2 separate regions of the Homo sapiens genome follow, and region 1 is linked to region 2. A link is a loop called in an ENCODE intact Hi-C map of the cell type or tissue named here. Cell type or tissue: PC-3. All regions are shown on one strand. Links, peaks and the distances in the headings refer to the core of each region. The heading gives the core; the rest is flanking DNA.

Evidence for each region. Peaks named below come from ENCODE experiments on the same cell type or tissue, not always from the same donor. Only the 100,000 strongest peaks of a DNase experiment are listed, where the experiment ranks them.
Region 1: it touches region 2 in a loop (2.8-fold over the local background); 4 of 110 quality-filtered maps call a loop at or near these places.

The regions. Positions count from the first base shown.
Region 1 is chr1:199,690,349-199,693,270 of GRCh38, forward strand. No RefSeq gene overlaps it. Among named protein-coding and RNA genes, the nearest start is that of NR5A2, 340 kb to the right of the region's middle. In PC-3, for the core only: no CTCF peak of the experiment used is centred there; a DNase peak (open chromatin) is centred at 1,403.
Region 2 is chr1:199,857,991-199,860,912 of GRCh38, forward strand. No RefSeq gene overlaps it. Among named protein-coding and RNA genes, the nearest start is that of NR5A2, 170 kb to the right of the region's middle. In PC-3, for the core only: no CTCF peak of the experiment used is centred there; a DNase peak (open chromatin) is centred at 1,651; H3K27ac peaks cover 353 bases.

The sequences.
Region 1 (2,922 bases), core at 195-2,694, 170 kb before region 2:
TAGTCTGCTTTGGTGATAAACGGAGGCCAGCGATGACTTAAATTATCTACTAACATTGTAGTGCGGCCACAATGAGTGGCGTGAGGAGGCCTCATCAGGCCATGCAGCTGACCAGCCTGTTGGGGAGAGAGCCCCACAGCAACTTGCACTGACACCCTGGAAAGCAGTTCTGGGGGCGTTAGCACTGACTCATTGAATCTTCACTAGAATTCTTTGAGGTAAGTATTTCAATCTCCCCTCTACTAGAAGTAGAAAACTAAAGCTCAGGGAGGCATTCAGCCATTTCCCCCAATTATTAAATGATATCACCTGGATTTTTCAGGTCTGCCTGCAAGACTATTTCAACTCTGTTATTTCAGTTCCCTTTTCTGTGAAATGAGGAAGCCTGAACTAGGAATCTTCAGTTCTTGCTGGCTCATTCATTCTGTGATTTTCCAGGTTTTCTCTTCTAAATGTAGAGTGATTTTTCTTTTTTAAAATAGTCCACACATTCCCAACACAGGCACATAAATAGTGTCACTCTTTTAAACTATCACATCAACACAGAGCATTTAATAACAACAGCATTTTTTCTCCCTCAGCTTGGTTTTAAGCCTCTATTCTTTGGCAGGTCTGTCTTGTCCCCAGGTTTCTAGGAATGAACTAAAGGAACTTTTGCATCTGCATGAACTAATAGCCTCTTATGAAGCAATGTGGGCTGTAAGTAGAGTTGCCAGAGTGAGTCAATAAAAAGACAACTAGTTAAAGTTTGAATTTCAGATAAATAACAAATAATTTCTTATATGTTTACCCCATGCAATATTTGGAACATAATTACACTAAAAAGTTATTCACTATTTATCTGGAATTTTATTATTATTTTTTTTTTTTTGAGATGAGGTCTTGCTTTGTCACCCTGGCTAGAGTTAGGTGGTGCAATCACAGTTCACTGTGGCCTCAACCTCCTAGGCTAAAGCAATCCTCCTGCCTCAGCCTCCCGAGTATTTGGCACTACAGACTCACACCACCACGCCCGGCTAAATTTTTTTTAATTTTTTATAGAGATGAGATCTCCCCATCTTTCCTTGGTTGGTCTCAAATTCCTGGGCTCAAGCCATCTGCCTGCCTTGCTTTCCCAAAGCTCTGGGATTACAAGCATGAGCCACCGTGCCCAGCAGAAATTCAAATTTAACTGAGCATCCTGGATTTTATCTGACGGCCTGCTACAAAGCCTCCCTCAGAGGTCATCCCTGGGCTCTGTATTGTCAGGAAAAACAAGGAGTGGGGAGGGAGCTTAGAAACTGAACAATGCATGAGGTAGGAACAATGAAGAAAAGCCTTTTCCCTCCTCCACGAGCTGTAACTGCTGCTTCCTTCTGCACATTGCACTGTGGTCAGGGAGCCTTGTTAACTACAGCTCCAACACCACTTTATAAATCATTACTCACTTCCTGTCCATTAACATTACCAAACAGCAGGGGACAACTTGTAAGCTATTATCCTGTAGTCAAGCCCTTGCATCAAAAACATTAGCTCACCAAGTATATTTGTACATTTTAGTAAGGATTGCTCTTTCCTAAGTCAAGTTTTAAATCTCCCCCGCCAACACACACACTATTTCCACCTCTTTACAACTGCATACATGTAAATACCCTGACTTATCTTTCTCTTTTACTACATCATTATCAAATAACCAAATTTCCCTATTCTTACCATGATCATCAATAGAACAAAGGTATTAGTAAACACCAGAAACCATCAGATAATGCAAAAAGACAATTCAAACCATGAGGTCTGCCCCCTGGGAACTTCTCTAGGTGCTATGGATACAAAGATGAACAAGACACTTTTTTGTGAATCCATTTAAAATATTTGGGAAATTTGGCCCGGTGCGGTGTCTCACGCCTGTAATCCCAATACTTCAGGAGGCCAAAGCAGGCAGATCACTAGAAGCCAGGAGCTTGAGACCAGCCTGGCCAACATGGCAAAACCCCATTTCTACTAAAAATACAAAAATTAGCTAGATATGGTGGTGTGGGCTTCTAATCTCAGCTACTTGGGAGGCTGGGGCTAGAGAATTGCTCCACCTGGGAGGTGGAGGCTGCAGTGAGCCAAGATCTTGCTATTGCACTCCAGCCTGGACAACAGAGTGAGAGTCGGTTTCAAATAAATAAATAAATAAATAAATAAAGTATTTGGGAAATTTAAATGATTTGGAAAGGATTCTTCAGGCCTCTTGAACTACTGTGAATACCTGGTGCCCACTCAATGCACAAGTATCCTTTTCCTGGAATTACTTCCTCCTCCCTGACAAGTAGATGCTGGCAACAATCTCAGTGGATAATTTGTGTCTCTGATCCCTTGGCCACGGCAGATTGTACCAGAACATAGGCCTGATAAAAGCAGTGTCCATTTTATTTCTCACCTGGGAATTTGAGATTCAGATTGAGAAACAGCTACTCAGCCTCTGAGCATGGTTGGAACTAGGACTTGGTAACTGGAGAGCTGTGGAAGAACGGGTTCTGTGTATGGATTCAAGATGTGGAAAAAGCCAGTGAAGGGAGAAAAGGAGAAAGCAGACAAAATGAAGAGAGAGTGGCTTTTTCTCCCATTCATTCAAAATACATTTGTTAATGGCCTTCTGTGCATGTATGTGTCAAACACAGTTCTGAACTCTAGAAACAGAGGCGTGAAGAGGTAAAATCCCTGCCTAAGAATGACAATAAATGAGAAGATAAATAATTAATAATATGATATATCAGATCAGTGCTAAAAAGAAAAATTAAAAATGTAACCTTTATTATCTAGAAATAAAAAGTTCTACAAAGGTGTAGGGCAATTTCAAATGGAGTAGTCAGGAAGACCTCACTGAGAATAAGACATTTGAGAAAAGACCTGAGGGAGATGAAGCAGTGAACATCTTAAAGGGAGATACATTGGCAC
Region 2 (2,922 bases), core at 248-2,747:
ACCTAAAATTGTTTTGAGTGGTTTTTATAATTTTTAATATCTATTTCTCCATATATATAACACACACATACATGTATACATACACATATACACACAAACACATATATACATACACATATCTATAAATTTAACACATCCACATTACCAATCTTTCATCTCCTTTTATTTTTTATGTGACCAAATAAAGAACACCAGCACCTGCCTAAAAAATGACTTCAGAATCCCCCTGTAAACACAGACAGACAGGACCATCTAAGCCAAAGGCACACACATAGTTCCACCCCAAAGCCTGGCTGCCATTGGGTCCAATCTGACATTGCTGCCTGACTTCGTTTTGGCTTAGACACAGAATATAGTCAGAGTATTCAAAGGGTACTATGGTGTTGTGGCGTTGTGTACTGATAAGGTCCTGTCAGTATCAAGAGACTACAGTAACCTCAAACGAGTAGTGCCACTAAACTCGGATCCTCAACATTACTTAGCTTCTCTTCTGCTCTTGCAACAATTCCCAGTGCTGAGTTTCCAAAGAAACAGTGTGGTAGGGAAGCTGGCCACAAGGACCACCTGTTCTGATCATCATTAGAGTATGCTGTAGGGACCTTTCTCAGGTAAGAGGCCAACACAAGTTTAGCAAAATCAGGTGTGAAAACACTAACCATGGAAGTAAAATCCGTCCACCCCAGCCATGAAAGAAAATTTACAACTCCACAGAGAACACTTGACTGAGAAACCAAAACGTCTGAGGAAAGAAAACAAATGTGCCTACCTCTAAAGAACATTTCGCACAAATTTAAGGCAATTAAAACTTTTTGTTGAGTTTATAATAACTGTACAGCATCAAAATTCTACTGAGTGATTTATACTTCATCTCAAATCATGCAATGTTCCAGCACCTTCATTTTTTAAATCAAGAAATAAAACACCAATGTGAATTACATAGATTCTTTGGATTTTCAAATACATGCATTCTTTTCCACTTGACATTAGATTTTTCTTCAGAAATTGGAATTTGATCACTGAAGAGCAAGGAGTGATGAACATATTTTCTGCAACCACTCTAACCTCAATGTTACCATCTCCCCCATTCCACATTCACTGGTTTCTTAGTTGGGGCAACCTTAATCTAATTATTTGAGATTTGTGACCACTAGGGATAAGAAAAATGACATGAATTAAAGGGGCATGAAATGAGTTTTGGAAGAATCCATAAATGAGTCTAATGTCCTAAGGATTAAACAAGCGAGAGAGAAAAAAACTGCAACATGACATACGGTCTTTTAAAAGATGTATTTTTGTTTCTGTTTAAGGACTTTTTAATCTTTAAATTCCAAGCTTCTATCTACAAAATTCAGGACATTTACATGTCCTCTGCTTGCCTCTTATTTTGCAAGAATTTACCCTCTTTTTGCAAGATTATTACCCTCTTTCTTAAACCCCAAAATGAGAAAAGTTACTTTTATGTTTAATTTTTTGTACATTCTAGTATCTGTTGAGAAACAAAGCCATGACAAAAAGGAAAAACAGGAACCCCACATCTGACAACAATAAAAAAAATTTTAGTTTCAAATATCACTCAATTGGCTGACACATTTCTTTTTCCTATGGGCCAACAGCTGCATGACTCACTGATGTATGTTTTGCCTGCCTTAGCTCTGAGTGGGTTGATGTAAATAGGAAGTGATGAGGAAAATCAAATTGGAGCAAACACATTTTTTCAAGACTGTAACAGGAAGAGATAGGAAGCCCAGGAAGATACTTGATAGGTATTCAACTCTGTAGAAAGGAGGAAGTAGCATGTTGAAGCACTCGGCTAGTTATTTTGAGTTGAACGGAAATGGGATATAACAGAGAAAGGACGCAGATAGGATGCATTTTGTTGCATAGCAACACAGAGGCTAGAAGCTACTGTACATAACTGAGACCATCTGTCTGTATGAAAGACTGAGGAGAAATGGTTTAAAACAAAGAAGAGTGAGGTTAATACATTTGCAAAGAATAGATGAGGTTTCATATTCCATCTAAAAGGCAAATTTTGTGGTTATATAATAATACCTTAATATTTAAATGTGATTTCAAGGAGTTGTTTTTGTTTTGTTTTGTTTTTGTTTTTTATTAAGATGGAGTCTCATTCTGTCATCCAGGCTGGAATGCACTGATGCGATCTCGGCTCACTGCAACCTCTGCCTCCCAGGTTCAAGTGATGCTCCTGCCTCAGCTTCCTGAGTAGCTGGGATTACAGGCACCTGCCACCATGCCTGGCTAATTTTTTTTTTTTTTTTTTTTTTTTTAGTAGAGATAGGGTTTCATCATGTTAGCCAGGCTGGTCTCGAACTCCTGATCTCAGGTGACCCGCCCTCCTCGGCCTCCCAAAATGCTGGGATTACAGGCATGAGCCACCGCACCTGGCCAAGGAGTTGGTTTTAATACATGAAACATGATGCCTTGTGCTTCCATCTTGCCTTTGTACTACACTCCCTGCTTTGGTTCAGCCACTTGCCTGGAAATTTCCAGAAAGGTTAGCAGGTGGTTAGGTTGGTGAGGTGGGTAGTGTTTGTGAACTTTGAAAGACCCAATTCAGCCCTAAAAGTCAATGCCCAATAAAAATTGGTTATCTCAAAGACAAACCAATGGGGTGGGGGTGAGAGGTGGGGAGAGAAGCCCACCAAAGATAACGCCCACTTCTGTCCTGTGAGTTCCCCAAAAGACTTCCTGGGGAGTCACTTCTATCACAGACCCCTGACCGAATGGAAAGACAGGGAGCCACACACAAGAGTATTTCCGGCCGGGCACGATGGCTCACGCCTGTGATCCCAGCACTTTGGGAGGCCAAGGCAGGCAGATCACCTGAGGTCAGGAGTTTGAGACCAGCCTGGCCAACATGATAAAACCCTGACTCTACTAAAAATAACAAAAATTAGCAAG